Linked DNA regions of Mus musculus: region 2 is linked to region 1. The links are chromatin loops, found by intact Hi-C in ENCODE. Cell type or tissue: left cerebral cortex. All regions are shown on one strand. Each heading gives the region's core, and the rest is flanking DNA. Links, peaks and the distances in the headings are about the cores only.

Evidence for each region. Hi-C counts contacts between places; a loop is a spot of excess contacts. Peaks named below come from ENCODE experiments on the same cell type or tissue, not always from the same donor. Only the 100,000 strongest peaks of a DNase experiment are listed, where the experiment ranks them.
Region 2: it touches region 1 in a loop (8-fold over the local background); 4 of 42 quality-filtered maps call a loop at or near these places.

What each region holds. Positions count from the first base shown.
Region 1 is chr2:76,335,263-76,352,262 of GRCm38, forward strand. It overlaps Pde11a (phosphodiesterase 11A), which reads right to left and starts at 3,676. Exons shown (of 20, transcript NM_001081033.3): 1 at 2,434-3,676. The coding sequence starts at 3,345. In left cerebral cortex, for the core only: no CTCF peak of the experiment used is centred there; a DNase peak (open chromatin) is centred at 3,672; H3K4me3 peaks cover 601 bases.
Region 2 is chr2:76,255,571-76,263,570 of GRCm38, forward strand. The region is part of intron 2 of Pde11a (phosphodiesterase 11A); the gene reads right to left. Among named protein-coding and RNA genes, the nearest start is that of Pde11a, 79 kb to the right of the region's middle. In left cerebral cortex, for the core only: no CTCF peak of the experiment used is centred there; no DNase peak of the experiment used is centred there.

The DNA of each region.
Region 1 (17,000 bases), core at 1-8,000:
ACTGTAAAAATAGTAAATAAATAAATCTTTTTTAAAAAAATAGAAGAATGATTGTTTTGTTTATAAAGTCTCTGGATTTAATGTTGATTCTAAAACAATTACCCTGAGGAGGAAGCTTGGCTCAGGGAGAGATTAGATTGGTAAAATGTCCTGACTTCACAGCCCATTCTCAGATAAGGGAACAACACCACCAGCACCATCATCACAGACGGCTGCCATTTCTCAAGTAATAGCCTTGTGCAAAGTACCATCTTAGGAACTTCGGTACAGCATCTCATCGCATGTCCACATGGTAACAGTTGCCAGGTAGATGTATCTGTCCCGTTTTGGGAATGGAAAATAAAGACTGTGAAATTAAGTAATTCTGTTTAGACCCCTCTAATGGTGACAATAATGCATTAAAACAAAAGGAAAAATGATTTCATCCGAGAATATCATAAGTACAATAAAAAACACAACAACTATAAATACACAAATACATAGCAGAAGCCGATGATAAAGCAAACAACAACAACAATAATCCTTTCTCAGCAAAACCAACTGAAACTAAAGTGACCGGGATCTCGGGCTCCCTGGAGCACCGCACCTGCCATCCTCAAGTCTACAACAAACCTGCCTTATTTATAGCCACTGTTACTGCCCTGGGGGGAAATGAAAAAGAAAACCTGCCTTCTCCCAAGGCAGCTTCCAAATACAAAACAGCAACTTGCTTTACACTTGGTCTGCAGGATAAAGGCCAAGCTCACAGGAAGCAACAGCCACAGAAAACCTGATTTACTCTGCCCACGACAACTTCCACAGCCACAATTCTCCGCATCAAGGAGACAGGCACGGAGCTGAGAACACCAGGAAGTATGGTCTTGAACAAAGTGCCATATCTGAACAATATCAAATGAAAGCTGTGAGCACAAAGAGAACAGTTACAGAGAGAGCCATAGAAATAGGAGGGGGAAACCCGATTGTGGATGAAAAGAAATGTAAGGGCAATAACAAAGCCCACTGTCCAAGATTCTACAGGTATCATCCAACCCAGGAGGGACATCTGAAGCTGGGGCACACAGCAGGGTTGTAGCAAGTGTGGGAAAGAACTTGTGATCTTTACAGATATCTTAGGGACTCTTCAAAATATCAATTACTAAATGTTTTCATTTCTTCCCATGGCTTTCTAGGACTACAGAGGTAGGTAGTTATTGAAAATCATAATTAGGTTGCTCATCCTCAGAGTCTTTCAGAAGGATATAGAGAATAACGTTAACTAATCAATAACAAAAGATTAACAAAATGTCTTCTTAGGCATTGCTTGCTATTAGAGGGGCATTGCTGACAGACATCTCACAAAACTCAGAGACTTAGTTGAGGCTCCATTCCCTGGATCTGTGTAGAATTGTAACCTTTCAGATGGAATGGAGAATAAATGTCCTTCCCACAAACTTTTGCAGTTGTTCTCAAAAGCACCCAAACTCTAGAGAAACACATGCCTCCCTGAGACAAGATATAGTCGTGAGATGACCACGGGACCAAGGGTAAGAAAGAACTTTCCGTTCTCAGGAACCCAGCTCCACCACTCAGGAACTGAAGGAATGAGAACTGACTGCCTTTCAGATCCAGCATCCAATACCAAGTTCAAATCACTGTAAAAAGGAAAAGACAGGACAACCAGACAACAGCCTGCTGGGCTTGCTTATCCACTTGAATCTAGCGTGTCCACTGCTCCCATTGCCTTGGCAGTTGCTAAAAATATACCAATGGGGGCATTTCATAAACTAAACCTCTACTTGGTTCCCCCTATTGAGAGCTGCCTGCTGTAGCCAAGCTTGAAAGTGGCTTGTCCCTTTATTTGTCCAACCTCTCTAAACTCTACTGAGGCAGATATGAAGAAGACCTGAATGGGTCACAGATCCAGTCACAGGTCCCTGTCTTCCTACCTTGAAACTCAAGCAAATTTAAGCTAGAGGAACCGTAGGCATCAAGTATGTAGTTAGGTCCCCTGTTCCCCTTCCAACCTTGAACTACAACATGAAAATCGCTATTTCCCACCCTCACCCCCCACCCCGCCTCTCCACCCCCATCCCCCACAGACACCAGAGACACAAAACACCCATTTTCTTCACGATAACACTGAGATTCTGGAGTTTACATCTCTTTCTAGAAGTTCACAGATCCACTCTAAAGCCATACAGACAGACATCTTAAGGCTACATCTTGACAGAGATCCACGTGGTATTATCGAGTGATATATTAACTTCCCATAAGCCATTGTGCTAGGAAAGCACCATTCTGTCAAAGACGATACAACACTCTAACAAAACTCAAGAAAGAACTTAAATAACATCTGCAAAGGGTTCAAATAGAAGTGGTCCTGGTGGTCAAAGGATGAGGGAAGGCATGGCTGCCAAGCCAGTGGGCTGGGGAGCCGAGGACAAGCGGTCCTACCTGGTAGGCATCCGGGATGTTAACAGTTTCTCCGTGTTCCCCGACATAGCCAATGATACCTTTGCCCCAGGGGACTTGCACCTCATTTGAGTTCTCTGTGCTACTGCAGGGGAGCAGTGGGGTTCCTGCGTGCACATCAAAAAACTTGGAGACCAACGTCTTCTTGCCAGCAGCTGCCCCTTCCACTAAGAAGAGAGAGCAACGGTCAGCGTCCACCATGAGACAGACAAAGATGAGGATCTTGTAGCTTAGGCTGGTGAGGTCAAGGTCATTGGAGATGTCCTTGACCAGTTCCAGGAAAAACTGGCGCTCGTTATGCTTTTTGAGGTGGCATTTGTAGTCGATGGCCGTAGGGGGATACTGAGGCAGATTCACCCTCGATTCCAGCAGGGCACTTAGAATGTGAGCTGTGGTGGGGGGCAGAGAGCTGGCCTTTCTGAGCAGGGCTCTCCTCCGGACACTGCTCAGGGGCTCCTGGGCCCGGGAGGTCACCTGTTCATCGTAGGTCCTGTTCACATGGATGGCTTTGGAGCGGGCAAAGCTCTTCCTCAGCTCTTTCTGCGAAGCTCTCCGCTGCAGGCTGCCATCACCCCGGCTGCCACTGGCCCAACTGGGACTCAAGGGAACCCCAGCACTTTCCCCACCACCGGGCGTGGGATGGCTGTGGGCAGAGCCCTGGGGTCCAGCACCACCACCTATGCCAGGGCTGCCTTTAGCATTGCTCTGAGCCAAGCTGCTAGCGCCAGCCAGGGCAGGCCTCAGGCTTGAAGCCCCCTGTCCAGAAGTGTGCCTTTGTAGCCACTTGTCCACCAGTTCCTGTTTTCCTTTTCGCATCAAGTAATCTTCAAACAACTCTGGGTGCCTATCCAGGAAAGTTTCCACCTCCCCGAAGTCCAGGCGGGAGGCTGCCATGGTCCAGGGCACCCCTTGCTTCTCCTCTCTACTCTGGAACCACACGTTAACCTGTCCCGAGGCCTCTAGTTGTTGCTGCACATGTTTGCCCACACCAGTGTCCCCAGCTCGGCACTACCTTCCTGCCAGGCAGCCGGAGGTTGACAGGAACAGCAGGATCCCAGTTGGGAGATACCTGCTCCTTCCGCGGCTCAGAGCGGCAGCTGCCACCCACCCTAGCCCTGCTCCTCCTGCTCCGCACAGGTGCCTGCCGCGGCCACCGCTGCTTCCCCGCGCGGCTCGCGCCACCTCTGCTCCGGCTCCCGCAGCCAGTCGCTGCTCCACCGCCACTGGAGCCGGCTGAGTGGACCACTGTGAGCCCGAGGTAGGCAGGACACGCCCCGGAGTGAAGCTCTGAGCCTGCTGGGGATGGGAGGGGAGGAGCAGACGGGGCGCACAGCAGCCAAAGTCCACCGCCCAGGGTGCCAGGCGGTTCCTGGAAGAGTCTCTGTGCAGTACCGAGTGGGGAACGCACCTAGGTGTCCCCTCTCCCCCGCCCTTCCAGTCTCACCTCCCCAGCCCGCCCGGATCCGCTCCGCTCTCTTTCCCCCCCCCCCCGCCCCCTTGCCCCATCCTTCAGCTTTCCAGAAGGCCCTGGGGAGCTCGGTGGGAGTCCAAGTACTGAGAAATATTGATGATTTGTGAGGATCAGAATCCAAAGTGCGCTCCGAAGAAATGAGGGTCCCCAGAGTCAGTCAGTTTCTTTTTCTGGGATGAGACTGTACTTTTAGTTTACTCGGTTCCTCGGACTGCCCAGCACTCTGTGGGCGTGCAATACATATTAATCAAACTAGTTCCCCTTAAGTTCTCTGTGTAAGAGATTCTCAAATCTAAGGAAACTCGGGGATATTCGCCACCACAGCCCTTCTCTCAGTGACGAAGGGGAGCTGTACATTGAAGGAAGGAGTAAAACTCGGTTACCCCGATTTAGGGAGAACCTTAGAGCAGGGGCCCGTGGCAAGTGGGCCTGAGGACCACGGGTCTCCTTTTCCCATGTGCACTAGATCTATCGGTCCTCTTCCTTTCACGGAGAGATTCCTTGCCTTCTCCTCCTGAGATCTTTCTCAAAAGTCACAACGTCTTGGGGCTCATGCACAGAGATATCTTCACAGAGACAGACTCCTCTTGGCCCTGCCCTAGGCTTCCTTCGGATCTGCTAACTCATAACAGCTGGTTATAAGTTAGGCAAAGAGGAGCAGGGTGATGATCCTTTCTTGGAGAATCCTCTGCTTCTGTTGGAACCAAGCCGATGCAGAACCAGGGCAACAGAGAGGCTCTTGCGGAATCGCAGAGGTGAGAGACAGAAGAGGGCAGCAGAGGAGGCCAGCGTGGATTCTCAGAGGCTCCATATGGCAGACCTAGGTTGATGACCATAGTAAGTGGACATCAGAACATAATAATTAAATTCTCTCAACAGGCCCATGACACAGAGTTTTATTATCCCACTTTAAAGATAGAAAATGCTGGACAACTGAGTAACTTAACACGGGGCTCGCAGTCAGCTGGCATGTAGGTGCCTAAGTTTGGCTCTCCAGGGAGGCATCCTCTGGACCATGTCACTGTACTGTCGTCTCCCATGCATCAGTTGAGTCACGTGTGCCAGAACTGAGACCAGAAACAAGAAAGTGGATGATGAGGTCGAGTGCCCTTTAAGTACTCTTCTGACAACACAAGGAATCGAGAACGCTGGTTCAAGAGTTCCAAGTGGGCCCGTGAGATGTTTCATCTGGTACAGGCACTTGCCACCAAGCCTGCCATCCAGAGTTCCATCCAGGGATGTGTGTGGTGGAAAAAAAAAACTGACACCTACTTCAAATGTGTCCTCTGACCTCAGTGCTGCCCACCACTACCACCAAGACACAACAAATAAATGAATAAATGAATGGTATTCAAAGAATTTAATTCCAAATGCACCTGCTTTTAATCCTTGTAGCCCCGGGATGAGAACGCCAATGTGAATATAAGAAAAGCCTTTACTTCTGTTATTCACAACACAGCAGGATGGAGGAAATGGCTGTTGTTGTTTTGTAAATTCTTAGGCAAATGGATGGAACTAGAAAATATCATCCTGAGTGAGGTAACCCAATCACAAAAGAACACGCATGATATGCACTCACTGATAAGTGGATATTAGCCCAGAAGCTCAGAATATCCAAGATACAAATCACAGACCACATGAAGCTCAAGAAGAAGGAAGAACAAAGTGTGGATACTTCGATCCTTCTTAGAAGGGGAAGAAAATACCCATGAGAGGAGATACAGAGACAAAGTGTGGAGCAGAGACTGAAGGAAAGGCCATCCAGAGTCTGCCCCACCTGGGGATCCATCCCATATACAGTCACCAAACCCAGACACTATTGTGGATGCCAACAAGTGCTTGCTGACAGAAGCCTGATACTGCTGTCTCCTGAGAGGCTCTGCCAGTGCCTGACAAATGCAGAGATGGATGCTCTCAGCCAACCATTGGACTGAGCATGGGGTCAGAGCATGGAGGGGTTAGAGAAAGGACCCAAGGAGCTGAAGGGGTTTGCAGCTCCATTGGAGGAGCAACAATATGAAACAACCAGTACCCCCAGAGCTCCCAGTGACTAAACTACCAACCAAAGAGTACACATGGAGGGACCCATGGCTCCTGCCGCATATGTAGCCTTGTTGGACATCGATGAGAGGAGAGGCCCTTGGTCCTGTGAAGGCTCGATGCCCCAGTGTAGGGGAATGCCAGGACAGGAAATCGGGAGTGGGTGGTTAGTGAGCAAGGGGAGGGTGATGGGATAGGGGGCTTTTCAGAGGGAACATGAGGAAAGAGGATAACATTTGAAATGTAAATAAAGAAAATATCTAATTAAAAAAGAAAACTAAACAAAAATTATAAGAAAGAAACTTTATCGATGTGTGATTCACACAGCTTTCAATGCCCTCCTCTGAAGCTGTAATCCAGGACTGATGATATCACTCGATTGGCAGAAAGCTCGTCTAGCACGCACTACATGAAGCAGGTACATAATCCCAGCACTTGGGAGTTGGAAGCATCAGGATCAAAAGTTCAAGGCCAGCCTGAGCTCCATGGATGCCGCCGCTGCTGCTGCTGCTGCTGGTGATGATGATGATGATGGTGGTGGTGATGATGATGATGATGATGATAGGGGCTGGAGAAAAGTCAAGAGCGTTGCTGCTCTTGAAGAGAACCTGGTTCCCAGCACACAAATGGAAGCTTATAAGCATCCTTAACTCCAGATTCTGGGGATCTAATAATGCCCTGTTCTAGCCTCCATAGGCTCCTGGCACACACGCACATGGTGCACTACATACATGCAGGCAAGACATAAAAGAAAAATAAATAAGTCTTTGAAGAATAGATAGATAGATGATAGATAGATAGATAGATAGATAGATAGATAGATAGATAGATAGTGAAGTCCAACCTATTCAAGTTGGTGCTTATAAGATGAAGAAAAACAAAAATACACAGAGAAACAGGGTGTCTGTGATAGGGAACACGGAGAGTGAAGCTTAGGAAAGAGTCGGATAACGGGAAGAGGCAGTGAGCAAGCCTTTCTGAGGAGGGGACAGCTCAGCAGAAACCTGATGAAAACTGAGCCGAGTTACAGCCTGAACAACACACACCAGGTCAGAGAAGCACACGCTAACATTACAAGAAGGAACACGGTGGGGTATCTGTGGCACAGCATGGAGACCAACTAGAGGCAGAGAGCCAGGAGCCGAATGCTGTCTGTTAGGAAGTGATAGCTGCCAAGAAGGTGAGTGGGGATGAAGAATTAAAGGGGAAAAAACAATATTCCGCACAGTGCCCATCACAGAACGTGCTTAATAAACATTATCGGTTACTGTGTGTGTCATTAGTGTTCCTACTGGTGTGTGGAAACCTTCCTGCCTACAGTCACAGCTCTGCTCACTTCAGTGACCTATCGGAGGGATGGCTAATGGTTTGTTAGAAGTGGCTAGTAGGGGCTCACAAGTGCCTATTTTGCCCTCTGTTTCCAATGAATGTCCAGTTCCACCATCCAGCCTACGGTCAGCCATGATGGAAATGTGTGTACGATGGAAGTCTGCAAATGTTCCAAGTATGGATTTATGAGTGTGAGTAAATGAGTGGTCTCTGTGTGTGTGTGTGTGTGTGTGTGTGTGTGTGTGTGTGTGTCTCCCCCCCCCGTGTGTGTATGTGTGTGCACATGCTTGTGCGTGTGCTCAAGATGTGAGAGTGTGGGTACCCTGGCACATGTGATGCTCAGAGGACAGCCTTTAGGTGACCAGGAGTCTTGCTGTCCCTCTTTTTGGGGAGAGGCTGGTTTTGATACTGTATAAGCCAAGCTACCTGGGCCACAAGCTTCGGGAGAGTCTCCTGTCTTCACCTCCCACTCACTCACCATAGACCATGGCGTTTATAGATGCTTATACGACTGCGCCCGGCTTTTGCATGGCATCTGGGGGTCCAGACTCAGGTCATCAGGTTGGGTGACAAGTGCTTTTACCCACAGAGCCTTCTCCCCACCTCCAGGATTTTTTTTTCCAAATTATGGATAGTTACATTGTTACCAGTATTGGATGAAAACAATTAGTTAATGGGTAAACCAAGTGTGCTATAGTCATACAATGAAATATCACTCTGCCACAAAAGGGATGAAGTACTGATAGATAGACAGCATAAAAACACCATGCGAAGTGAAAAAAGCCACTCACAAAGGGTCATATTGTATGATGTCATTTATATCAAAAGAATAGGAAACTCCACTAGAAAGAGAAAAAAAAAAGGGCAAATTTCTGAATGAGAAAAGGAAGAAAAATGCCTAAAACTAAGTGTAGATTTTTTTTTTAGGGGTGGGATAATAAAAATGTTCTAACAGTGATTGTGCTCAGTTCCCTGTTCCTTATCTTGTGGTACTGAGACTGCCCCTCGGGCCTGGCACTGAGCTATGCACCCTGCCATCATTTACTTCTTCTTTTCAGATAGGGTCACACTAATTTTCCCAGGCTATTCTTGAGCTCACTCTATATTCCAGGCAAGCCTAAAAATTACAACTTCAGCCTCCCCGGCATCTGGAATTACAGGCCTGCACCACCACTCTGCAAAGCTGGGCCGTACGATACACTTTAAATGAGTGAATTATACATCAACAAAATTTTTACAAATCAAAAATCCATTTCCTAGCATAGTCCTGTCGATGGTAAAACAGTTCCACTGGGTGTGATGGCAAGAAAGGCCCCAAGCATCCTCAGAGAAGAGAACACAGACCAACACAAACCAGCCAGGTGCTCAAGGCAGAGGCTTAATAAACAGTCTTCTAGACGTGCTCATTAGGCATGCTGTTTGACAACACACCAGTCTCTGAAAACAAAAGACGGAAATAAAAACTCCGGTTTTGTTATACATACATGTATTTTCCCATTGTGGTAAGATATATGTGCCATTATGACCTGAAACATTTTTAGGTCCAACACAGTGGCATTAATTATATTCACATCGTTGTACAACCACCACTACTGCCCAGTACACTTCTGAACCTGCAAACTCACCCTAAAGCCCCTGACTTTGATCTTGGATCTCATTTTGCAAAACAAGAAACAGGGGGCTGAGAATACTGGACAGGGTGGAAAGAGCAATAGAAGAGAGACCTGGGGGGAATGGATTTGGCACTTCTGATTTGGCTTTGAATTAGCTGTATCTGTGTTCCCTGCCTGGGACATGGAGTCATGGTGTTCCTGAAGTGTTAGCTGTTGAGGTAGAAAGCTGGGAGGTTTAAGAACACTGAGGACGAAGGCTGCATAGTCTGCTGTGTGTTGCTGTGCCTCAATCACCATCCATCCCTTCTTCACCTCACAACATCAGCGTCCCAACAGGAGACAGAACCCTCACAGATCAGAGGAATTCTAAGAGGACAAAATTACAAAGGCTAACTTAAAAGGTAGAGTATAGATAAACTCCAGGGATAGTTAAACAACCCAGGACACAACTACAGAGAAATCACCCTGATCATAGGACAGAAAGAAAGGTTTCAGGGACCCAAGAGAGACACTTGCAAAGGGGTAGCTGCCTTGAAGTGCTCAGAGATGGCTGTCGCAGGACACTGAGAACTCTGCCCTATCTAGAAGGAGGATATCACGAAGACATATCTCGTGCTCATTTTCACCCCTCCTTCCTGTCAATGATCAGACCTCCCTAGAAGCATTGGCACCTGTTGACAGAACCCTATAGGTCAATTAACCTAGGCAGAAAGAGACGGAACAGGGGCTAGCTCAGGCCTAGAGCCGAAAAAGGAAAGTGTTCAAACCTACACAGAACCTCAAAGAAGACCCATTAAGAAATAAAACACAACTGCATTTCCCTTAGGAAATACCTCAAATAATCTTCTATGTAACTCTGCCCTCTTCTGCTCGTCTGCTAATTCCATCAACACTGTTATAATACACTCTACATCGGCAGTTGCAGGCTACAGAACCCCCTCATGAACGTAAGCAATCCTACTGAAGAGGTATGATATTGTGAGAGTACATAATGATATTATAAGACTTTGCATGGCCAGTCAAATCTCCTAGGGACTATCATACCTGAGAATATATGCTATTTCAAACATCCCATAATTTGGTATTAATTTCTTGAATCTCTAGCTCCTGTCTCCCAAGCTTGCCCGGCCCGTAACTGTTTTGTCCTCCAATGCAGGGGATTTTATCCTCTAAAGCAATCCTTGGCTTTTGTTGGGTGATCTCTGGGATCATCACATAGGGAAGGGGGCCCGAAACATATCAAACCACCTTAGACCTTATTCACTTAGAACAATGACTTTTCTGCATCTTACAGATGTGTTGGTTAACCCTTGCTTCATCTGTTCTTCTTAGCATTAATTGAGATCACTCATGTGGCTGCATTCAGATAGAAGCCAGGCTTTGCTGACAGACCCCCTGTATATATCTGGGGATTCAGTGCTGGCTGGGGCTGTTTAGTTCTTCTCTGAGGAGTCTATTTCCATAAAGTGTCCATCCACCATGTCTTCTTTATGTGACTCCCCTCTTGGTGGAATACCTTCAATACTGCTATAATATGGTACCTGTATTCCGAAAGGGAGCTGCATAATATAAAAATACAGCTCAGACCTGTTTGAAATGTCTCATGCCCTGGGACTGCCCTAGCCTGTATCTGTCCAATCCTGTATTGAGCCAGAGTTCTATCCAATCTCCCGCTATCAAATGAGCTTCAGCCTTAGCTGCCAAGGGTATTTGACACTGACAATGGTGAGAGATTCAAGCATGTTTGTTTGTGCAAATCATTTCATTAAACTGCTCCATACACACTTTGATAACAAGACATGGATGAGTCAAATTACTGTCTAGGAAGCTCCTTCAAGGTTGAATAGTGTTCATAGTACCAGAAGGTGCTCTGTGGGCTGCTGGAGGGGACAGGGGTGTCATCCACAGTCTTACCCAGCTGTGAACCTTATGAGCTGTTGTGGAGTTTGAGACTCCCTAGAAAAGACACCAGATTCATCAGCACTACAGTGAGTTGAATTTATTGAAGCTACTAGCAGGACAGCCATCGTTGAACAAAATTAGAGACTCCTCCTTGAAGGGGGTTGAGGGAAGGAGTTTGAAAGGCAAAGGTTACAACAAGACCTTGAGCATGCCCAAGCAAGTCAAGAGCTGTTCTGTTCTGCCGAGATTAGGTAGTCAAGGTGACCTCAAAATAGTCCTTGAATGTCTGCATAAGCTGGCTACAGAAGCCAAAAAAAAAAAAAAAAAAAAAAAGCAGTTCGTCATGATCATAATAAAGCAGACGGTCGTGGCTATATATTTCTGGGTCAGGGATCACTGAGCCAGGGTTGCTGGAAACTTATTGTCCAGGGGCTGCCATCAGAGACAAACAGCTAGTGTGTACCAAGATGGATGCCTAGCATGAAATGGAATTTCTTTAGCCACCATAGTTATGCAAAGATACAGGACTGGCATGAAGATTATGGGGGTAACATACTACTTTCTAATTGGATTTAAGGCCCACTCCATAGGAGGAAACACATGCCTGGTGCTGTAAATTGGGTGAAGAATTCGTGGTTGCTGTGTTCATAGACCCTAGGAGTGAGGAGTGAACTATTTTGCTATGTGGGCATAATATCAGACTGCCCTCTAAATTACTTCTATACCCACATTAATTATGTTTAATGCGACTCTCATATCACAACAGTACAGTAGATGTTTGTTAAGGCAGGTACCCATAGCTGGTTGAAATGCAGAGTGTCTGTAAAGTGCTTAGCCACAAATGGGACAACTAGATCTCTCTCTCTCTCTCTCTCTCTCTCTCTCTCTCTCTCTCTCTCTCTCTCTCTCACACACACACACACACACACATACACACACAGAGGGTTCAGGAACAACTCAGAAGAAGGGGCAAAACAATTTTAAGATCTAGAAGCTCAGGAGGGCTGGTGGGAAGCAGTGTCTTCTGGACACGACAGGACAGCTGCACTCATGAGCTCACAGCAGCTGTGTTTGCCAGCACAAGACCTGCACAGGATGAAGCCAGTCGATGATACAGCGTGGAGCATGGAGCATGGAGGTGATTGTACGCCCCCACCCTTAGCAGAAGAGCTATGGACAGTTGATGGCTTCTCTTGGAAGGAGAGTCTGTTTGCTTTTCGGGTGTGGACCCTAGTAGGTTGACCACACTCCGAGGATGGCCCAACACCCACGAGCACTTAGTGGATTTTTTTTTTTTTAAGTTTAAGGAGGTATGACATTTTCCCAAGCTTTAAAGTGCAAACTCATTTGAACTGGGGAAGAAAAATTCCAAGAAGCCAGTTTATTTGAAATGCAGATCATGCTAGGTTTTGGAATCATTTCAGCCCAACCTAAGAACTAGTTTTCTCCCTTAATGTAAGTCTTGCCTTTTATTCCCAGTAGTTTTCATAAAGTGCCTAGTTTGCTTCCATTCCTTGTGGCCATATTTCCCTATTTGTTGTTGTCAATGCTTTTGAATTCTGGCAACAGATTAGTATTTCCTGGAGCCTTGGAACCCTTTAGAACAGAGACCTAGCACTAAAATAAGTAAGTAAAATAAAACAAATGTTTTTTTTTTCTTTCAAAAAAAGAAGACATTATTTATTCAGTTAAGAGAGCTTTCTCTCCTAAATCTGAATTTTAGCTCTTACAGCAATTATCTTGACTGAGGCGCTCAGATATAACAATAGATCAGAATCTTCTAGTCCTAGCTTCAAAGAATCTGTTCCCTAATTATTTCACACTGCGAGTAAAATGTCAGGACAGTTTCATCATTAGCCTAAAACCCAAGCCACCGGATTTTACAATGGCTTGATTTTTTTTCCTTGCAGAGACTTGGAGACGTCACAGAACAGACACAGTGATGGCAAAGCCAGCAAGCAGCATTGCCAGCTAGGATATAAGCTAGTCTGACACACCAGCGCTTTCTATGAGGAAGTAAAGGAAGCAGAAACGAGAACAAAGCAGAGCTTTCCTAGGATGCCATTAGTCAGGGAAGCAGCTACATCAAAATGCAACAAGACGGGGTTCACCAGAGGGATGGTAGGCAATGACCATGAGAAAAGGGAAGGCAAGTATACTCTGTGGTGTGTCACTGGCCTGCATTATTCAGTATATTCTTCCTTCCAATCCATGACATGCGTGGCTGGAAGGACTTGCTGTCTTTCCTGTGGCGGGGAGAAGACTTCTCCCATCCCTCGGGTCTCGAGTTCATTTAATGAGTCTTGGAACATAAGCACGAACAATGAGCATTGTGGCTTTATTTGAGACTCGCTGGGAGCCTCTTCCAGGGCTCTTGATCTTCCCTCCCACGTAAGAACAGGAACAGGAACAGGAACAGGAACAGGAACAGGAACAGGAACAGGAGTGTCAATGCTTGAATCAGGGATCCAGAATGGGAAGGCATCTGAAGCAAACCAGAGCTGGCCACAGTCTACATGCCATGAGAATGGGGAGAGGGCCGTTGTTGTTCCAAGTCCTTGAAATATTGTCACTACAGCAAAGCAGACGATGAAGAAGTTGGTATCTACACGTGGCATGTAGCTGTAACTAAAATCCGTGGACTGATCTTCAGCTGTGGAGGTTAGCAGGGAAAGTGATACTGGGTGCTGGAAAAACAATAACTCATACGGAAACAAAATATTTGGGGAAGCCAACACAATATTTTAATTGGCTAATTACTAAATCCAACAAACCTACAACTTCCAGGCAAGAATACCTAGAGACAATGTTTACTGAGGGTGTCTTTGGGGACCAGATGCCACAATGTATAACAGATACTTACTGAATAAATTAATTGATGAATGTCTTCCACTGTAGCTGAACACATTCTTACCATGGCAGACATTGGCACACATTTTTCCACCTTTGTCTTTTATATAGTCAGCATTTTCACACAATGTCAAAATCCTACCCCCAAACCCCCAAAAGGATAACTAAACCTAAGGCTCTTAGCAGATTTAATACAATAAAAATTTGATTCCATGAAATTGCTATAGATTTTTATAAGACAGACATTAAATATGGGTGATGGTAATTTAAAGGATGTGGATCTTGGTTTTAAGTGCTTGAACATATCCAGCCTAAAAAGTAGAAAAGTCAGACATTGGAGGCCAGGACCCAGGGTCTAATCCCACATTTGAACACATCCCACATCCCAGCTAGGTCTATGATTATGAAAATGTCTCTGGCCCTCCCTTTTCTTAACTTCCCGATGTCTTCCGGTCTCTGTCTCTGCGCCTTTACATTGTGTATGGCTTTAAGGGTTTCTAGAGATTTTTCTTATCTTCTCCTTTCCTTTTTTTCTTTTATTTTCTATTTTCATCCTTCTTTTCTCCTTTTTGGTTTGTGTTCTGTTTGTTTGTTTGTTGTTTGATTGATTGTTTTTGGTTGTTTTTTAGTTTCTTGAGACAACTCTCACTGTGTAGCCCAGACTGGCCTGGAACTCCGTATCGTTCTGCCTCAGTCTACCAAGTGTTAGGATTACAGGTGTATACCACCACATCCAAGAATTTCACCTTTGAGAGGGAAAGAGGAAAGAGGTGGGAGAGTAAGGAGAATGGCCCCACATGCCTTCTTGGTCAGAGCAGTCTTGTTTCAGATACTGAATTTTTCCTTAGTGGAGGACTGAATTTAAGTAAGTGGCTCTGGAAATAAAACACACTAGAAAGTGAGAGAGCTGACCCAGCACACACACACACACACACACACACACACACACACACACACACACACTTGTTTTACAAACCCTGCCTTCTCTACCTACTGTGTCTGTCACCAGCTCTTGCGAGCCTCACTAACCTCTCACCTCCAACAGTAGCACCCTGATCCCTCCTGCACCCTCTGCTTAGATTAATGGCTTAAAGGAGGTCCCACTGGGTGCACAGCAAGGAACTCAAGCAGATGCTGCGTGGCACTGCGGTTTCAATGCGCACGTGGGTGAGAAGGATCACCTCACGGGGAGCCTGAGTTAGTGTGGGTGATGAAGAGGGAGAACTAAGCAATCAAGCAAACTTTCCAAATGGTGTGGTAGTACACATGGAGGATTGTAAACAGGGTGTTAAACACAGTGTGTATGTGTGTGTGTGTGTGTGTGCGCGTGTGCGTGTGTGTGTGTATGTGATGTACAGTGATCTTGCAGTACACAAGGGTTCAATTCAACAATTCTTCTTGAAGAACAAATGTTATGTCGCTTCCCACGTGAACGCAAGCATTACATCTGAGAAGTACTTCGCCCAGTGTGATAAAACTGAGGAAAGATCTAACAATGCCCTGCTACTTCCTAAAGGTATTTCTGTCTCTGACACACAAGACGGTCAAGTGAGAAGATTCTGCATTCTGACTTATGTAAACAGGCGTATTATTCTGTGCTCCATTAAGATAGGATATTAAACTAGACAGCACTAAAGGTAGCAGATTATATTCAGTCATCTGACTTCTCAGTTCTTCTCAATGTTTTCCTGATGACATCAGTGCAACTTTTCCCAATCACTAGTCTCCTGCTCTTGGAAGTGAGACTACCTACTGTTTCAAATTTCATCATCATAACACGTTTCTAGCTACCATACGTGTTCTTCCCTTGAATGTTTAAGTTTAGGAGACATTAGCATAGCTTGACAATTTTAGATACTAGTAAATTTATTTTCTTTTCTTGCACTATCCAGACACACTTAATTCAGGTCGAAGCCCATTCTATGTATAACTATGAGATTCCTCTTCCTTATAAATTGTACTGCACAACTATTGTGCCTGTACCCACGGTGCCATTGTCTAGGGAGCAAAATCACATGAGTGCTATGAGCAAGAGAATCATTGCGGAGGTAAAACCACTCAAAATTCAGGTAGAAGCTGGGGAGAAAATGGTCTACGCGTGGCTGGCCAAAGGATCACGACAGTTACTGCGGCTACAAAGAGGAGCTGATGAAGACGGGAGACGGCTGTTGGTAGCAAGGAAGCCTTCTAATACTGTTAGAGACACCAAACATAAAAGAAATGAGGCTGATTTAAGGGACAACTACAACAGGAAATTTTGGTGCTGGAGAAAAATTCAGCTCAACAGTGAATACCGAAGAACAAATGGCGGACTTGAAGCCCAGGAGCAGGATGAAAGGTCAGTGAGAGGAAAGAAATGCCAGAGCTAAGGGGGATTCTAGGTAGATAAATTCGACAGGATTCTTGCTGAAGGCAGAACAAGGTGCTTGGATACCAAAGATGGGAATCTGCTAAATCAATTAGGTAGGATTCTTGCTAAAACAGGTCTAAATAGCTAAGGAGAGACCAAGACCTAGGGCCTAGATTAAAAAGGGGACTTAGGGGCCCCCAATGGAGGACCTAGAGAAAGTATCCAAGGAGCTAAAGAGATCTGCAACCCTGTAGGTGCAACAACATTATGAACTAACCAGTACCCCAGAGCTCTTGACTCTAGCTGCATATGTATCAAAAAATGGCCTAGTCGGCCATCACTGGAAAGAGAGGCCCATTGGACATGCAAACTTTATATGCCCCAGTACAGGGGAACGCCAGGGCCAAAAAGTGGGAATGGGTGGGTAAGGGAGTGGGGGGGAGGGTATGGGGGACTTTTGGGATAGCATTGGAAATGTAATTGAGGAAAATATGTAATAAAAAATATTTAAATAAAATAAAATAAAATAAAATAAAGGGGACTTAAACAGCCTGACTGGAATTCAGTCAGATTACAGTATTTGTTACAGGCTGTGCATCTAGAAATGGGCTTTAAGTCATTAAGGGTCAGTCCCCAGGGCAGTTGGTTGGGAAGAAAAAGTACAAAGGGAGAAAGGACAGTCCTGAGAGGACAAACATGACCTAACAAAGCAGCTCACATGCCTGCTCTAGAATCCACAGGAGGCAGAAGAAAAGGGCCAGAATTGGAGGGGCTGCTGTCCACCAAACAGGAGCGCTAACAGATGTGTGGCAAGCATAGGCTGTATCCAGAGATATGAACTGACCCTCCAAGTAGAAAGATTTCTTCGTAGCCCTTCGGTCTCCCAGTCTCAAGCAAATTACTCTGGTCACCAGCCTGAGTTGGAAACATGAGAAGAATTCCAAGAGACTCAACTGTAGCTAAAATGGCACAGAATAAAGCCATTGGCAAGGCC
Region 2 (8,000 bases), core at 1-8,000, 80 kb before region 1:
GGGAAGAGATTTGCAGTGAGGAGAGAGGGTTTTCCAGGTGGGAATGGGCATACGTAGGAGTGACTGTAATCAGAATGTACTTCACTGCATTCATGTATGAAATTATAAAGCACAAATTCAATGAAAATTATTTCTTTTTAAAATAAACCAGATGTACTGGTGCACCCTTGCAGCCCCAGTGCTGGTGGGGGAGAGAGAGAGATCCCTCGGGCTTGCTGTATGATCTAACCTACTTGGTCAATGAAAGACCATTTCAAAAACAAGCAAACCAAACCAAGACAGAAACCCAACCAACCAACCAACAACAACAAAAACTAGGGTAGACTACACACCCTGAGGAGTAATATCTAAGGTTATCATCTGGCCTCCACCTGCTTGTGCACACCCATGCACAAGTACCTCCCCCCACCCCCAACACACACATACACACACACACACACACACAGGCGGGGGAGTGGGACTAAGAACTGTAGTTCTCTTGGGATACACGTGATACAAACATGTTTGTAATTCGATTGTTTCAGTCAACCAAGCAGGGCAACTAGCAGTGACAGCCTAGAAAAGTCACCTTCCGGTCCAGAATACTGAAACCAGTAGGGGAATCTCACCAGAAATGCATGGCAAAACCGTCTCCCAAGGGAACGTCAACCAAGAAAACAAATTAGCAATAGAGAACATCTTCAGTACACGGTGCTTGCCTTTCCCTGGTCTTGATTCACTTCTACTTAGCAGCCATCAATCAATCCCAAAATAACTATCTCTTGCTGTGTAATTGTTGGAGGGCTTGGGAAGAGAAATGGTTTATACAAAGATCTGAAATGTGCCTATTATTCAAAAAGACCTAGTGTAATTTGTGAGTCTATCAGAGTTGTTCTGGTTTTAGACTGGTGCTAAGTGGAAGAGCTAACATGATACACTGCAAAATGCATGGCATTTCTTGCTGCTCCGTACATTGTACAGCAAGGAGAGAGAGAGAGAGAGAGAGAGAGAGAGAGAGAGAGAGAGAGAGAGAGAGAGAGAGAGAGAAGCCTATGCATTACAGTTTGAGGACAGATAATACTCTAATGAAAAAAAATCACCACCATATTGCCGAAGGTAGGTAAGGATATAGTTGGGTTTGCTTCCTGTCTCTGTAGCAAACCCCATGCATGGCCAAAAGCAACGGAGGGAAGGAGGAGTTTATTTTCATTAATGCTTCCAGGCGACCATCCATTGGCGATCTGTGGAAAACTTGGGCAAGAGCTCCAGGTAAGAACCCAGAGGGAGGAGCTAGAACAGAGGCAGGAGGACTGCAGCTTGCTAGCTCAGTGAGGTCCATGATCAGCTGTTCTTATATGTCCCTTCTCCGACCTGCCTTGCTCTGTTATATAAAATAAGAGAATTTCTATGCTTAAACTTCAATGTTAAGAAAAGCTAGCCGGGCGTGGTGGCACTCACCTTTAATCCCAGCACTTGGGAGGCAGAGGCAGGAGGATTTCTGAGTTCGGAGGCCAGCCTGTTCTACAAAGTGAGTTCCAGGACAGCCGGGGCTACACAGAGAAATCCTGTCTCGAAAACACAAACAAAGAAAAGAAAAGAAAAGAAAAGAAAAGAAAAGAAAAGAAAAGAAAAGAAAAGAAAAGAAAAGAAAAGTTGTGGCACAAAAGCAAACCTTTTCATAGCAATTAGAACCCAGTGGTTTAATAAATGGCTTTGTAGAGCACTGGGGACAGTGCCCAGGTGCTTGTGTTTGCTTCTCACTGCTTTCCATGTGACACTGAAGATGGCTGGAGTCACCCTTGGAGCGCGCAATCTTGCACAAACCCCTTCTATCGACCATGAGCTTTCACAAATAGAAGTTCTTCAGGCAGCAAGAAAAGCACAAGGAGACAAACAGACCATCACATGCACTGTTCATTCTTGTCCCAAACTAGTATAAGATTGGGAGGGCCAAATCTGCATGCAACTATGGAAACAAAAAAGAATCAAGAACTGGGCAGAGTGACTCATCCCTATGATCCCAGCATTCAGGAGTCAGAGGCAAGAAAACCAGAAGTTTAAGACCAACTGTGGTTACAAGAGACCCAGTCTCACAAAATTAAATTTAATTAATTAATTATAATAATTAATTAAGTTTTAATTAACTAACTAACTAATTAATTAATTAATTAATTAATTAGAAATGACAGTACAATATCCAGAAATAGCATGACAAGCCCCCTGCAATCGCCTTCTGTACTGACATTCCGGGCAGTGAACTGCAGCAATGACCATCAGGCTAGTCCATCCAAAACTCCTCTTAGCTACATCTTCCTCTTTGCCACGTATCAGTCCTGAGGAGCCAGGAGGCTGGACAAAAGCAGAACCTCCAGCAACAGCGTCCTTGCCTTCCCACTGCCCATGGGTTTCCTCTGTCCACTGCAGCTATGCTTCCTGGGTGTTCTGGCTTTTCTCTCACAGATATGGTGGCTAGTCATGGTATATACCTCACAACAATCCAAGGATTCAACAAGAGAGTGCTTTGGGAGTGTGTAGGATGGTATTCAACACACACAAGTGAAAGCCACCAGTGACGAAGAACACATAGGGGTGATGCCATATGGCAATTTGAGAAGGGTCTGCATGGTGCCCAGTGTCTGCTAGGATAGTGGGATGGACCTGAGAGGAGAGTTGTTGAATGAGGTGCTAAGGAGCCTCTTGGAAAATAACCACCCCTTTGCGAGGGAAAAGAGCAACAGACTCGTACAATTTACCCTTGTGATGGTGCATCATTGTCAGAAGGGCTGAGTAAATAACAGTGAATATAGCCTGCTAGCTAACATGGGTAATGTGGCTGGCTGGGCTCCCATACATTTATACTTGATTCTAGGAAAGAAGGGAGGAAGAGAGGGAGGGAGAAATGGGAGGAGGGAGGGAAGAAAGAAGGGAGAGAGGGAGGAGGAAAGGGTAGAAAAGAGGGAGGAAGGATGAAAGAGAAGGAGAGAGGGAGCGTGTAAAACTTGGAGGGCAGCTGACATTTAGGAAATGAAGTTCTTTCTTCCTTCTCTTATCACTAGAGATTTCCAGCCATGATGGAGTGTCAAGCAAAAAGGAGCCCAGCTATTATCACCTAAGAAATTCTGCTTTCATGAGGCTTAGACCAACAGATTCCTAGAATGTTTAAGAAAAGTTAAAGGGCTTACATATGAACATATGTCACCCACCCAGGACTTCTTAATATTGTGTGGCCCAATAGAGTAGACAGTGCCACAGACTCAGGGCTTAAGTAAGCTCTCTCTTAATGACTTCCACTCAGCCCATCTGCCCATGTACTGACACACCCCCAAATCCATTCTGAGAGGTGAGGAAATGAATACTTCTACATATTTCTGTCCCCAGCATCTAGGTGTGTTAACTGCAAATGTCATTTGTATTTGTTCCCAAACTTGTCAGTTGGCCTTGTTATTGTAATCCCAAATATTTGTTTTTATTGAAAAATTCAGAGTGTGGAAACTGTCATTAAAAAATACAAACCCTGCCAGGCCTGACAGTACAGATTGCCTCTCTAGCCAGGCCTGACACTGCAGACCTATGGCTGCCCCTCCAGCTGTTCTCTGCTTTCTGGGGACAGTTCTTCTCACCACCAGAATTAAGAGCCAGAGGACCTTCCAGCCTTCCTAAGACAGGAGAGAGACAAGGAACTCTGAGATATCAGCTATTTATTCCCAACTTTCTACTCTTCCCCAACCAAGTATTTTCCCAAGTATTTAATAATCATAGGGCAACTATTAGTTCATCATAGGGTGACTATTAGTCCATCATAGGATGACTATTAGTCAGGACCTTACAAAACCACTAGCCTGGGCAATATCCTTAGTTAAAAGTTTCATGTTTGAATCACACTTTTCTTCTAAGCTGGAATAATGCACATCAAGTGGGTAGTTATAGATAATAAGGAGAAAGTGTGTAACACAGTGAGTCACTCTATGAACGTTAGTTTCACATCTCTGCATGGGTTATTATTTCCCTCCAGACAAAAGCTGTTGCATGAGTGGGGAACGATCATTGCTTCTAGGTTTATTTTGTTCAGAAATAAACACTCTGGATGTGACAATTACATTTAAGATGGAATCTACTCTCTTCATATAGAACTCAAGAGACTGAAGAAAATTTTCTGTTCCATTTTCATTTTTACCTATCATAGTTTTGCCTTTTTATTCTGTGCTATGACATAAATAACTAGATGATGTTCTATTACTAGGTTTTCAGTGTCTGTAGAACCGTCCCCCAGAGAAGTCTTTATTAAGTTACTGTCTTCTCTTCTGTTGCTACAGTCCATCCATTACAAGTTGATCAGCTGTATTAAACTGTATACACTGACAACACGGCTGCTCCATGGTATGGTTAAAGGAAAGGTTTTCCTTGTAGATATGGGAGAGAGGGAGAGGGAGAGAGAGAAAGAGACGGGGGAGGAGAGAGAGAGAGAGAGAGAGAGAGAGAGAGAACAGCCAAACCCTCTGGAAGAGTGCAGAGCAGAGATAAAGTAGTAGAATGAACTTGGCCAGGAGACTATACCAGCCAAGAGAGAAGCAGAAGCAGAATAGGAAGAGAAGAGGAGAGAGAGGATGGTGATTTGAATAGGTCTGGCCCTCATAGACTCATACGTTCAAATGCTTGACCCAGGGAGTGGCACTATTAAGAAGTGTGGCCTTATTAGAGTAGGTGTGGCCTTGTTGGAGGAAGTATGTCACTGTGGGGGCAGGCTTTGAGGTCTCCTATCCTCAAGCTATGCCCAGTGTGGTCCAGTCTCCTTCTGACCTCTTAGCTCCTTCTCCAGTACCAAGTCTTACTGTTTGCTGCCACACACCCCTCCATGACCTTAATGGACTAACTCTCTGAAACTGTGAGCTAGCCTCAATTAAATTTGTCTTTGATAAGAGTTGCCTTGGTGTCTTTTCCCAGCCATAAAACCCCCAACTAAGACACAGAGAGAGAAAGAACAAGAGGAAGACGAGAGCATGGACCAAAGAGAAAGTCCAGCTGAAATGGCAAGGTTACGGGGAGAAATGAGCATTTGAGGGCAGGGAAGCCTGTGAGCTAGGGAAGTTTAGGGTATGGTTGGGGAGGTGAGAATAACTTGGATGCCAGCACAGGACTCCGAAATGTGTAACAGTTACTTGTGATCATGAAGAAGCCTGGGTCCAGCATGTGCTTTGGTACCAGAGAAAGTCATTTGTCCCTTTTGTCAGTGATAAGGGAAATGGCTCTTTTTGGTAGAGAGGGATAACTTCACAAATTCCTGAGGAATGCTAATTTTTGTTTAACCTCCAGAATTGGGAGAAATGGAGTTTTCTTTGGACTTGACATCAACTAACTATCCTAAAGAGTCTTCCAGTGAATACAGTTTGACAAATTCCCAGGTGCCACCATCACCACAAAACAAATCTTGTGTTTTCTCATGTCTTCTAAGTTTTATGAAAATCTTCACTCTAAACTTCTAAGAAACACAACATATGATGTCTCAGTAAACACATTGTCATCACCCTCTCCCACATTGAAGCTTCAGGTGTCTGATCTTGATGTTTGGTGGTTCAAAACCTGTGGCTGGCTCAAAGGATGTCCTAGATCCATCCTTTGTGAATTGTCTAATAAATATGGTTGCTATTACTATGTCACAAAGGAGTATATGCTGCCATGATTGTTGATGGTGGCATATGAAATATCCCCCAAAGGCTCATATATTAAGACCGTGTCTTTGACACAGCTGTGTTCAGGGGTAGGACCTTGAATTGTAATCTGATCATATGCAATCTAACCTCATCAATGGATCAACTACTTGATGGCAGGAGGACTAGACAGGAAAAGCAGGTCACTGGAGCAAGCCCTTGAAGGATACACATTTTTGTCCTGTGACCACGTCTAGTCTTCCACCATTTCTTAGGAACCATGAAGTAGACAGTTTCCTCCATCACCTGGGTCATTCACCTTGCCCGAAGCCCAAAGTGATGGAATCAGCTGACTCCAGACTGAAACCTCTGAACGATGAGTCTAGGTAAACCTTCCCTCCCTGAGATGTTCTCAGATACGTTGTCATAGTCACAAAACGCTGACACAGTTATCCACCTTGGGATGCTAGTAGGAAACATATTTGGAGGATACGGTATTTTCATGGAACCTAAACTCTGATTATGTATAAAGACATAACTGAAAATTTTAATCTCTTTTTTGAGAGAGAGAGAGAGAGGGAGAGAGAGAGAAAGATAGACAGAGACAGAGAAACAGAGAAATGGGGGGGGGGGGGTGATCCAGGAAATATTACATTCAGTCTTAGGTCTTCAAAGTAAACATCTTAATTTTCAAGATACCATGTGTTGAATTATAGTTGTCAGAAGAAAATAAATGCTATTTAAGCTTCAATACTCTTGTTATAGCACAGGTGGGAAAGTTATAAAACCACCATGCAATAAGGCCAAATTAGAGTCTTTTATTAGCTGGGGACCAATAATAAGCTCTTGCCCCAAAGGTCTGTCACCAAAGCTCAGGAATGCAGTGTCTGTAAAGGTAAAAGCCACAGTGGTGTCATTGTCAGGTACAGATCAGCAGAACCTGGTAACATCTGTTCTATTTTACAGTCAGCAAATATTTTGGTTATTCATCTGGACCATGGTCACAGTCGTGGAAAGTCCTGACTGTGTTGCCAAGTTCAAAAAGGCTTATGTGCGAGTCTGTGGGGACATTTTCTTGATCGCTAATTGATTTAGGAGGACCCAGTCCACTATGAGCCCATGCCTTGGCAGGTGGTCCCAGGTACTATGAGAAAGTGAGCTTAGCAAGCCTCGGGGAGCAAGCCAGTGAGTTAGCAGCACCCCTCTGTAGCCTGTGCTTCTGCTCTTATACCCTGGTTCCTGCTTAAGTCCCTGCCCTGACTTCTCTCAATGACAGACTTTCTGAGATCTTACGGAATCTATTATTTCCTTGGAACTAATCAGCTTTTCCAGCAGCTCCAAACTTCGTATAATATTTTCATAAACACACATTGTTTTGAATTGGAAAATCTCTATGTGATTTCTCAGAGAGGACAAGCCATGCCTCCTCATGACATCCACAGTCCGATATATATTCTGTTTTGGTGACAGGAGTCTGATTTGGTTGTTTTCCATAGCGTTCTTTTCAAAGAGCCCCAATATTCATTATATATTCTAGAACAATTCGTAGTCTAAGAGCTTCTATTACGTCAGAAAATACATAAACATGACAACGTGAGCAATGTGGTCTGCTTTAGGAGAGATAAGCAATTCACTGGAGATGGGGAACGCTGTTTCCTGAGGCAATTTCAACTCTGATGTGGTTATGAGGAAAAGCTATTAGTGGTCGTGCAGAATGAATGAAGTCCAGAGTACTTGGCCCACGGCTAAATCTTCCCTGTCATAGTCAGAGGCGGGTTACAAATAATCGAGGAAGTGAAAGCTCATTTCCCCTGCAAGACAGACGTTATTTTTTTTCCTATGAATTCCTTTATGTACAAACTAGGGATTTTATGCCACGTATGCAGTGGGGAAATGGAACTACTAACTGACCTGCTGGCATCGAACACTGGTGGTTATGCATTGGCAAGGTTCTTCGTTGTTGTTCATGAATGTCCCCACTTCCAGAGGGAATAGCTTTCTGATTGACAGGGTGCATACGCACTGACTCCCTAAGGAGGGCTGCTGGTCCTCTGTGTTCTCAGGGCGTCAGGACCTCTCCATCAGAATTGCCTTCCACCTGAGGCACTGGAGTCCTCTTCAACATTGAAGCTCTCTTGATCCCCCCAGCCCTATTACTGCCAGGAACACAGGGTGGATTTATGATGTCCAGTCTGAGTGCAGCCAGATATTACCAGCACATTCTACCATTGGGGTAGGGGCAGTGGACACACACACTGGCTATAGAATTTAATTCATACCTGAGTATGTCCTACCAGATGCCTCAGAACCTCTAAGCAACATGATGAAGGGAAAAAGACCTGACTGTGTGACATTCTCATCCAACCTAAAACAGCA